Regions from separate parts of the Mus musculus genome. Here region 2 is linked to region 1. Evidence: chromatin contacts called from ENCODE Hi-C or POLR2A ChIA-PET data. All regions are on one chromosome and are shown on one strand. Each heading gives the region's core, a stretch centred on a gene start or an enhancer-like site at or near the end of the contact. The rest is flanking DNA. Distances are from core to core; before and after follow the strand shown.

Region 1 (5,441 bases), core at 1,180-3,679:
GGGGAACGCAAACTCTCCAAATATCCCAGAGACACTAAGAACCTTCATTAGGCCATTCAATCCAAGGGAAACAAAACCAGGCATAAAACATCTGCTTACTGTTTCTCAATCAAATACTCCTCCACTAAATCAGAGGGTGTACATAATAGAATCCTGGTCCATACACAGGCTCACAGATGGAATTATTGGGTTGCCTCATTTTCTCTTTCCTCATCTCTTCATGTATTAATCTGAATCCCACTGCAAGTCGAGACTTTCAGGGGAAAGAACCAATTCACTGATAAGATAGACAATACCATTGGGATGATGGGGTCCCTAATACTTTATTCCTATGGATATGCAGCACATGCAAGACATCCTAGCTCACACTGCAGTCTTTACCATGTACAGCCCCACTAGAATGTGTACTCCTCAGGACAATTACACATTTTGTTTACTTAAACATCCCATGGGGGCTGCAGAGACAGCTCCATGCTTAAGAACACTGGATGCTCTTCCAGAGGTCCCAGAGTCATTTCTAAACACTCACTTAGCACCTCACCACTTTCTGTAACTCCAGTCCCAGAGGATCCAATGCACTGTTCTGGTCGCTGTGCACACAGACATACATGCAGGCAAAACACCCATACACATAAAATAAAAATAAGTAACATCTCACTGCTTAAAGCACACTGGCTGTCATGTGGGTATGCCAACAGACCAAAGTCAACCCATTTGAGAAAATAAAGAAATTTAAATTTGATATTTTCATTGTTTAAACTCTTGATAGGTCTATATTCATCTATATCATAAGCTATGGAAAAACTTAGACTTCATTTCTCAGTACAACTCAGCAGGTATTATGCTCCTTGCCTGTCTAGTTCGCTCTCTCTCTCTCTCTCTCTCTCTCTCTCTCTCTCTCTCTCTCTCTCTCTCTTCCTTTCCTCTCCTCTCCTCTCCTCTCCTCTCCTCTCCTCCTTTCCTTCTTTCTTTCTTTGTTTTTTTTTTTTTTCCCGAGAAAGTCCATGGTAAATATTTCAAGCTTCAGCCACTCAATTTTGGACACAAAAGAATTCAGAGACACAGTGGGTGAGTAATGATGTTTATTCCAACCCAACTTTATTTCCATAAACCACAACTAAGTCAGAATAGGCCTGGGATACAATCTCTTGTCCAAAATCAAAAGAGCATACAACTATTAATGGCTTCCAGTTAAAAAACAGATTCATTTGATGGGGACAGATGATCTAGTCTATAGAGGGTACTTGAATATTTGCTACTTAAACTATCCTCGTCAAGAAAAAGGATGCACCCTGGTAGAGATACCCTTGGTTGCTCAGGCCAAGTCATCTCTGAGTTGCTCAACATCAAGTACTTTTCTTCTTTTCTTTTCCTTTTTTTCTTTTCTTTTCTTCTCTTCTCTTCTCTTCTCTTCTCTTCTCTTCTCTTCTCTTCTCTTCTCTTCTCTTTTCTTTTCTTTTCTTTTCTGGAAGATGCTAAGACCTACTCAAGATGGGTGCTAAGGAAAGGCCAACTTTATTGTTTCTTTTACACCCCAGTAGCTGAGGGTAATGGAGACAGTACTGATTTCTTTATTAAACCCAAGTTTACTTTGGCATATCCAAGGAGGTTTTAACACACCATTGAACATATGACTCTATATTCCAATTTTAAAAGAAAGAGTACTTCCTTTGCGATCATAGTCAGGGAAAGACATCCTAGCCACTAACCAAGCTGTGTGGTCCCTTGGACCTCGGGCAGCTGCCTGGAGCAAGGATAAATCATTTGGTCCTTTGGACATAGAGGGAGAAAAGGAAGCCAGGAGCCGAGTGTCACCTCTGAAATTCTTCTCTGTTCCTGGGATCCTGGTTATTGTTATTGGCACTCACTTTTCCAACGGAGAATGAAATATTTCTTCACTGTTAGTGTCTCAGCTGACTTTACTTTTTTTTTCCTTTCTTTCTTTCATTAGTGACTTTTATGAACTCAGAACAGATTTGTTTCTGGACACCACCTTTTATTACAAGATCCCAATGAGAGCTGGATGTAGGCTAACTCCAGAACAACTCCCCTCTCTGCAGACCATCCCTGCAAATGAACCACACATGGAGCAAGAGGAGCAAACAAGACCCCGAAAGAGACACTTCACTTCTGCTCACGGTCAGCTCTTACAGTTTGTTTGTTTTTCTTTAAACTAAAAACTAGCCTACACACCCACCGGCTTCTTCTCATCACCCATATCACTGCCATTTATTTACTTTTAATTAATTTATCTCCTTATTTATTTTGGAGACAGGGTCACACGTATCCCAGGCTCTGGCTATGGAGCTGAGGATGGCCTTCAACTCACGACTCTCCTACTCCCTCGGCCAGGATGCTGGGATGCCAAGCGTGTACCATCACTAAGGGTTTACAAGGTGCAGGCGACAGAACACAAAGGTCTGTGCGTGCTAGCCGAGCTTTCTAGCCACCGAGACATCTGCAGCCTAGAGGATTACAACACGGGAGAGGAAGGCACCCCTGGCCCCTTTGGCAGAAGGGGTGAGCACACTTACATAGAGGGACAGATGCTAAAACCTTTAACTGTGTTTACTTCTTCAAACGCTGTGACAGACAATGCAGTGATAGTTATGAAAACATTTGGCATCTTACAAATGTTTAATTTTTTTTCCCACTGTTTTGAGGCCTCAACTATTATAAATCAGAATATTTGACAGAGTTCAGTCATGTTTTATGGATTAAGGAAAAAATATCTTACTTTCTAAAAAACAAGCCCTTCTAAGATTAAGATTAAATACTTTCCAAGGCTTTAAATACTGTCCAAAGCCTATTATTTCTCAATAACCCTTCAAAGGATCACCAAAGAGAAGTGAACAATTTGGACTGCTACAAGGATCTGACAGAAGGAGCTGTAACTGTAGCCTGGCAGTAGATAATAGCTTAGCAGGCACCAAGCCATGGGCTTAATTCTCAATATGGTAAGGAGAAAAGAATTCTTTACCTAGTGGTGCACACCATCACCTAAGCACATAAGAGCTAAGGCAGAGGACCTCAAGTTCTATATCAGCTTGGACTGCACAGTGAGGTTTAGGCTAGCCTGGGCTACACAATTCCCCATCATTCTCTGTGTCTGTCTCTCTCCCATATATGTGGATAGATCACTACCACCATCACTATCAAGGATTTTTTTTTTCTAGATTACATCCCAGCTTTCTATCTCTTAGGCCTACTTCACTTACCTATGGTTTTCTACCTGTTCCACAATAGAAACATTTATGTGAATATATTAACACCAAGTAGGAACGAGAGAGAATAATGACCTAGCTAAAGACATCCTTAACCGCTGAAGCTTGAGAGCATGTGGCTTGTAAACCAGGGAGCATGCAGGTGCCTAACGAAGAAGCATGAGTCTTTAACCATGGACAAGTGAGGCAGGATAGCAGGGATGGGAGAAACCAATGGAGGATGGGGCCACAAGCACAGGATGGCATGATGTCTCAGCTGGGAAAGTAAAGAAGATTGTTTCTTCCAGAAGGGAACTTTGAGAGGCTGACCCTGTTAAATGACACCTTTACTGCAGTTCTTATCTTCATGGTTAGTGTCTATAAACATGGCTTGCATTGTCTTAAAGGCACCAAGTTCGTAGTGTATCAGAGTAACAGAAAATGACCCCACTAGCTAGTTCTAATATAATTATGGACCTACAGCCTTAGTACAAAGATGAGCACCGTCTGCAACTCACAAGTGAAGATTCGACATCTGGGCGCATTACCAAGTATGCAAGGCCGTGAGACTCCACAGCCCCAACCCTTAAACCAGACTTTAAAGATTTATTTTCAATTGTGTGAACATGCACATGTGAATACTATGCTCATGGATCCCAGAGGCAACGGATCCCGGATCCCAGAAGCTGAAGTTAGAGGTGGTTGAGGAATACCCATCAAATCTGGGTTCTCTGCAAGAGCAGGGTGCTGCTCTTTTAACTGCTGAGCCATCTCTCCAGCCTGTAAAGTAAGACTTAAAATCATGAAAGATGTGACACAGTGGAAGACAGGCTCATCTTATAGTTAAAACCGGAAGCTTCCAGAACCATTAAAAGATGAGCCATGATATTGACGGAGGGAATAAAGCTGTCCATCAAGACTAAATCAAGTCACAACAGACTATATAAACTCTAGTGACAACTCTCAAGATAGCTCAGTCCACTCATTTCTTCTAGTTGGCCAGCCAGTTCCATCTGCTGCCCACATCCTACAGTTTAGCCTATAGAGTGATCCCTCAACACTGACCCCTCTCACCTCCATGTGTTCCACTCTTGGCCAAATCTAGGGGCCGAGCGTAGCGATCTGTGTCCTTCGAACAATGCAGAAGTGCATGTTGTATCAAGCCCCAATGAACCCCGACGAGAGGCACTGACTTTGACAGAGTCTTACTGGCAAATGGCTTCTTACCCAAGAACTGAAAATGTGAATCACAAAATGTAATAGTAAGAATGTATTCCTGCCCCATGACCAACAGCAAAACCAGTAGACAATAAATGAATCACTGCTATTTAAAAAATCATATTAAGATTCCATAGACAATGAGATTTTTTACCCCCTAACCCTCTCCCCCAACGCCCAAATGAATCCATTATGCCTGGATAGCTGTCTGGTTTTTAAAGCAAATTGTAAAAAACACACTTTACATTGGCCATTGAACTAAGACAACAAAACAAAGCAAAAAACAAAAAATGGTTTTTGTTTTAAAATGTCTATTCTAAAAAGAGCCATTATCTTTTAACAATTATATAGCTATTTTGTGTTTCGGCTAAAAGATGAAGCTAGGTGGCAGGAACCTGAGGGGGGTGGTGCCAAAGCCCAAACTCCACCTGGAGATTAGGAGGGTCAGAAATACCATCTATTGCGGCCACCAATGTGTTAAGTTTTTCTACGGTTAAAAAAAAAAAAAGAAGAGTCTGCCAACGAACAATTGAAATAATACTTTTTTTGAGGGAAGAAAACATCATTTTGAGAATATGACACAGCCTGATATCATTACTCAATTTAAGAGTTCACTTATAATTGTAATTTTAGTAAGCCCTTAAAATGATTTTACAGTATCTGCCCACATAGTACTTTGAATAAGCTACATTTTTGCCTTCGTTTATTGGGGTAACATGAGGATGAAAGGAATTTTTGTGGCATGAATATTTTACAGTAGATCTGATACTTGGTACTTGCACTAAGTTTTGTTGCCATAGAGACCATCTAGAAGAAACCATTTAAATGCCAGAACATCAAACCCATTAAAACCCATCGCCTTCAACTCTGGTTTCATTTATAACTTGGAAATCAAGGCTGTAGTAAAACCACTTTTATTTATTTTTTTACAACAATGTATAACCCATCTGCTTTAAAAAAAATAGTATTGACGACTTTTTGAAAAGCCTTGAATTGCCTTTTCATGAAAAAATTCTGATA
Region 2 (5,441 bases), core at 1,796-4,295, 170 kb after region 1:
TCCGTGATCATACAAGAATGGTATTTTATTTCTTTGACTACGACCCTACTGCCCATTTTAACCTCAGTGAATTTTTGGTCCATTACATAGAAGACTCTCTCTACTAATAAAAATGCGACCTATTAAAGATTAACTTGCCCCCAGGACAGTCTCTCTAAAAACAAATTCCAAGCATTATAATCGACGATTTACACTCTGAAGACTTGAAGGCCAACAACCTTACTTACCCTGGAAGTTTTAAAATGGAAAATCCCATATACTTTTAAAGGCTATTGTAAAAAGAAAAAAATGTAAATCACAAATTCACAATAACCAGAAATACAAACAAATGTAACTTCTCCGTCCTTGATCCTTTCCACAGGAAGAGTTTCCACCTAAAAATACCTTTTTTTTTTTTTGCCAGATATCAGTTTTTATCTATTTTGCTTTTGCAACTCTGAACTGCAAACGATCTGTGCTCCCCAACTATCTGTCAAATATATCTCACATGTTACAAACTGTGGTATGTACTTGAAATGAGCTGGACCCAGGAGGTAACGCTGCTTTGTGAAGTTCTTGGCATTTACCAACACTTCAGCAGATCTTGTTCCTTGGGCATCAAATGTTTCACTTCCTCCAAAAAAACTACAAAGGTTCTTTAAAAAAAATCAATTTCTATTTTACAAGAGGGGAAACTGAGGGCAGAGAGAAGCTTGGGAGCTTGCCCACGGTCCCACAGAGATTTGAATGCTAGTCTGAGCAACTCTGAGGCTCATTCCCGCTATAGCATAAAGAAAATAAACACAAGATCACCCTTGGTTCACAAATGTGGTGATTCTGTGGAATCTTATGTGGATGGGTAAGAGTAATGAGCTTCCACGGTGCACTGTGCCCTCGATGGGTCCTATCCTCTATGACTTCAGGGCTTATTTTGCCAACAAGGTAATGTATTTGTTAAGTAACTCTGGAAAAAGACTCAAAGAACTTTCCAAGCACTAAGTGCTTAACTCATTATGTATAGGTCAATACAGGCTCACTGCTAAACATTTGACCACTGAAAAGTGATTCAGGCCTTCAGATGTTAAAATGGCCTGCCTAAAACAGGGTTAACAACAGTTCATGTTTTCTGAATATTCTACCCATATTTCATTGAATCAAAAATGAAAATTCACTGAAAAGAAAAATCCCCTAGGAGAACTCAGATTTTACAAGTGAGCTGCCCAGAAACTGGCACCCACCGCAGCATCTGTGCAGGGTATCCCTGAAGGATGAGACCGCCATATTCTGAGGAATCACCCTTTCTGTTTCCAACACAAGAAAGTTGGATCAGCCAGGGAATCTTCCGGTTCACTACGATCTTACAATCCATCTGCAACATAATTGTAACATTTTGTTTGTAACCCCCCAAAACTAGGCAATGATCTTACAATCCATCTGCAACATAATTGTAACATTTTGTTTGTAACCCCCCAAAACTAGGCAGACTCGTGGAACTAATAAGGAAGCTTCACAAATGAAAAATTCCTGAAATGTAACCCGGCTTCAATTTTCAGATCTATTACTTTCCTCCAAAGTTACATAATCTCAGGGGGAAAAAAAAAAAAAAAAAAACACAAGACATGACATTTGGAATGTTTATCAATACAAATAAGCAACAAAGGAGAGGAGTTCTCGGCCCTTCCAGAACCGCCTGCCAAGCACTCCTGATACTTATTTCCACCAAGTTATTGTTTAGGAAAACATGTTGTTCTCTCTTAAAATAACCCTCTTAATTGTTCCGAGAAGCCACTGCATTTCCAGAGAGGAATAACTTGCTCCCATACTGCGATACATTGACAGATAAAGTCAAAATAAGTCACGCAGACAGCAATAAAAGCGAGTCTGTGGACCTCCAAGCTTCCCGGGATGAAGGATGAGAGCTACCGAATCCTCACCTCTCTCCCTTCCTGGGAGCAGGGGCCAGATCTCCTCAAGTCTTAAAAATAATGCACATTCCAGCTACCTCATCTCTGCCTTTGGATGTGGGAGGTGAGCCACACAGGTAGGCTGCGAATGGACATTTTTAAAGGTCAAAATGACCTTGGATCTGTTACTGCTCACTCTAATCCTAAAGCAATAAATCAGCATTTGCTTCCGATCCAGTGTGGAGAAAGTTTCTCTTCCTGGGAAAATCCCAGAAACTCTATAAAGAATTTGAAAAAAATTTTTTTTAAATTAAAAACCCAAAATATGAAAGTCAAGTCAGACTCCCACAGCTGCAAGGGAGAAGTTTATGGACTGAATGTAACTCAAGATGTCTTTTAGGACTGCCCTGACACATGCTACCCTGACACATGCTACCCTCGCACTGCCAGGGCACAGATCCCCACGCCTGGGTGACTTGCTCCAGCTCAAGACTCCGGCGTGGGGGCGGGGGCTCCCAGCTGAAGCCTTGACATCTGCAGCGCTTTTCCAGGCGACGAGAGCAGGCCCTAGCTGGAGGAAGCGGATACTAAGGAGGGGAGGGAAAAGACGCGGCAGGGGTGGCAGAGATTCCAGGCTGCGGGAAGCCGGGCAAAGTCCCGCACACTGGGCGGTCCCGTAGTGTAAGGATGCCACGGCCCAGATGTCCCAGCTGCAGCTGGCACCGCCGCGGTCCTAACAGCAACTTCGGAGCTGCAGCACAAACTCGGGCCTCCAGCTCCTCGGATCCGAGCAAGCTGACAAAGTTGGGGGGGAGGGAGGGTGTCCCGTGAGCGGACTGAGAGACGATCCTGTGGCGGACTTGGGAGAGGATTAGGAGCAGGGGCATGCCTACCTTGGAGCATGGCCTCGAGTTTCTTCCTGTCCACGCGGAAGCGCTCCTCGCTCCACTCCGGGCTGTGCAAGAGGGGCGCCGCGGCCACCAGATCGTCCTCGGAGCCGGCCACCGGCGAGTCGGTGCTGCGCTCGCTGTTGGAGCCGGGGTCCGACTGCGCCGCCGCCAGGTAGCCCGGCTCGCTCTGCGAGGCCATGGTGCGAGCGGCGCTCGGGCTGCCGCCGCCCCGGCCCCGGCCGATGTGGCTCGGCGCGCCGCAGCGCTAGCTCGTGCCCCCGCCGCCGCCGTGGCCGCGGGAAGCCCTGCGCATCCCCGCCTCGGGCGCCGCCCCCCGCCCCGCCGCGCCGATCGCCTGCGCCCCGGCCCCCGCCCGCCCGCAGCGCCCGCTCCGAGCGCACAGAGCCGCCCGCGCCTCCGGCCGCCGCCAGCCCCGCCGCCGCCTCGCGCGCTCATTGGCCGGCCAGGCCCACGGGGAGCAGCGGGCGGGAGCGGCCAGCCCGCGCCCTCTCACACGCACCACGTCCACACGCCGCGCGGCGCCGCCCGGAATGCCTGACCCATCGCGTGGACCCTCGGGCTCTCGGACCCCCTCACCCAGTTCGAGCCTAGCGCTCCTGGGGTGCCCCGCCAGACGCCCTCGTCACTTACTGCCACTTTTTTGTACTTTGATGGAGACTCCATCAAAACTCACAAACTTTGATGGAGACTCCATCAAAAACTCACTCCTGCCAGGCGTACAAGCTTGCTTATCCACACCCGAATCCCTTACTGTCACTTTTCTATCCCTATACCCGAATTCCATCCCTCTCCATACTCAGAATACTCCAAACTTAGATCAAGTTCACCCCAAAGTGCTCAAAGGGTATGCTCCCAAGTCCAGTCCTATTTACAGACCCTCAGAACACCCTGAGTCTGTCCCACAAGCCTGAATGAGAATAGAGAGTAATAAAAGGAGATCTGGGGACAAGAGGGATTGATGACCAACTTTTGCAGATGTCAGAGTAGACTTGACTTGTGTGCACCTAATCGGTCCAATCCAAAGATACCTTCGCCAGATGTGCCCTTCTCTGACTTTAATTTCAGGCCTTGATTCAACAAGACACTACTTTCGCCACCTTAAGCATCTATCTCTGTCTGAGATCACAGAAATGGCTGGCTCATTCTCTAGACAGGCTGGGAGCTCCTCTCTGTTCTAGGCGGCCCACAGATGAAAGCCTCGCAACTTCTGATGCTGACTGCCCGCCAGCCCACGCACCATCACTCTCAAAGCGGAGCATAGAGCTCAGAGGATGAAGTCCTGCTGTGAGCTTGGAACACTCGCCCCCACGCCACACAGAATCGTACTGCCTTTTATTAAATGACCAAACGCACAAGAGTATCTGTTCTACGTAGGAGGATGATGGTGTTAAATATGGTAGAAAAGCACTGTGCTACCGAGGGAAGAAGTAGGTTTACAAGTGGGGTGAGCCATAGGGTTCACCTGGGGCCCATAGATAATCATACAGTGTGTGTTTGAATCAAAACTCTTACAGGGGGCTGGAGACGTGACTCAGAACATAAGTACACTGGCTGTCAAGCCAGACAACCTGAGTTAGACCCTCAGGCCTCACATGGTGGAAAGAGAGGCCCAATGCAGGCAAGTTGTCCTTTTTGGCCATACCAAGAGCACTTTGGAATAACACTCTCACACGCATACACAAATAGATAATAAAACGGAACTTTAACATATCTCCAGCTGGAGAGATGGTTCAGCCGTTATAGAGTTCTTGGTGCTTTTCCTGGGGACCAGAGTTCCATTCCCAGAGCCCACCTTGCAGGGCTCACAACTGCCTGTAACTCCAGCTCAGCTGTGTTTGGTGCCCTCTTCTGACTTCTTCTGGCACCTGCACTTGAGGACATGTACACACACACACACACACACACCATAGATAGATAGATAGATAGATAGATAGATAGATAGATAGATAGATAGATAGATAGATGGATGGATGGATGGATGGATGGATGGATGGATGGATGGATGGATGGATGGATGGATGGGTGGGTGGGTGGGTGGGTGGGTGGGTGGGTGGGTAGAGGAGGAATGGGATGCATCTTTCCCTTGGTTCCTGCTACAATGAGAAAACCAGCAGAGCCAGGACATGGAAGTGGGGGACTGGATGATGAGAGTTTCAAGTACGAGGTGAGTTAAAAGAAGAGAGTTCAAGCTCGAGACGCCCCAATCAGTCCAGTCAGGGGTTCTATCTTCATTCTCACAACAAAGGGAAAGTACACAAACATTTTAGGTTAAAGGTGGTGTGGTTAAATACGATCATTAAAGAGGCGCCAGTGTATTTCAGAGGACATTGCAAGGCAAGGAGAGAAGAGTTGGAACAATGTAGACGATACATGGGAATCTTAGACCGTAACAATGCCAATGGTATCTGAGGCAGGGACAGTGTAGAGAGGCATGAGAGGATTGTGGGAAGCCTTCCTGTGTGTCATCAGTTACACTGGCATTGGATGAGACATGGGATGATGGGAAAGGTATGTCTACAGGATTACAGCTGACACAGAGCTTGGTGCTGTGAGCTGAATTAGAGATTACTGGGAGATTGTTGTACCAGAGGAATGACTACAATGTCCTCCTCAACCTAGTGAGGATAGGGCATCATTGAGAACTCCG

The links. Hi-C counts contacts between places; a loop is a spot of excess contacts on that map. ChIA-PET counts read pairs that join two places held with the same protein, here RNA polymerase II (POLR2A).
Region 2: a map of left cerebral cortex shows a loop between it and region 1 (1.9-fold over the local background). The contact joins the promoter of Bicc1 here to the enhancer-like site in region 1. A Hi-C loop is called at or near these places in 1 of 37 maps with a recorded cell type or tissue (left cerebral cortex). POLR2A ChIA-PET finds 5 or more read pairs at or near these places in 1 of 5 experiments (Patski).

The regions. Positions count from the first base shown.
Region 1 is chr10:70,988,500-70,993,940 of GRCm38, forward strand. All of the region lies in intron 3 of Bicc1 (BicC family RNA binding protein 1), which reads right to left. Among named protein-coding and RNA genes, the nearest start is that of Gm24486, 110 kb to the left of the region's middle. Within about 2 kb of position 2,430, at least 1 of the 3 ENCODE cell types and tissues checked has a DNase peak (open chromatin) inside an H3K27ac peak, as active enhancers do.
Region 2 is chr10:71,156,645-71,162,085 of GRCm38, forward strand. It overlaps Bicc1 (BicC family RNA binding protein 1), which reads right to left and starts at 3,046. Exons shown (of 21, transcript NM_031397.3): 1 at 2,777-3,046. The coding sequence starts at 2,972.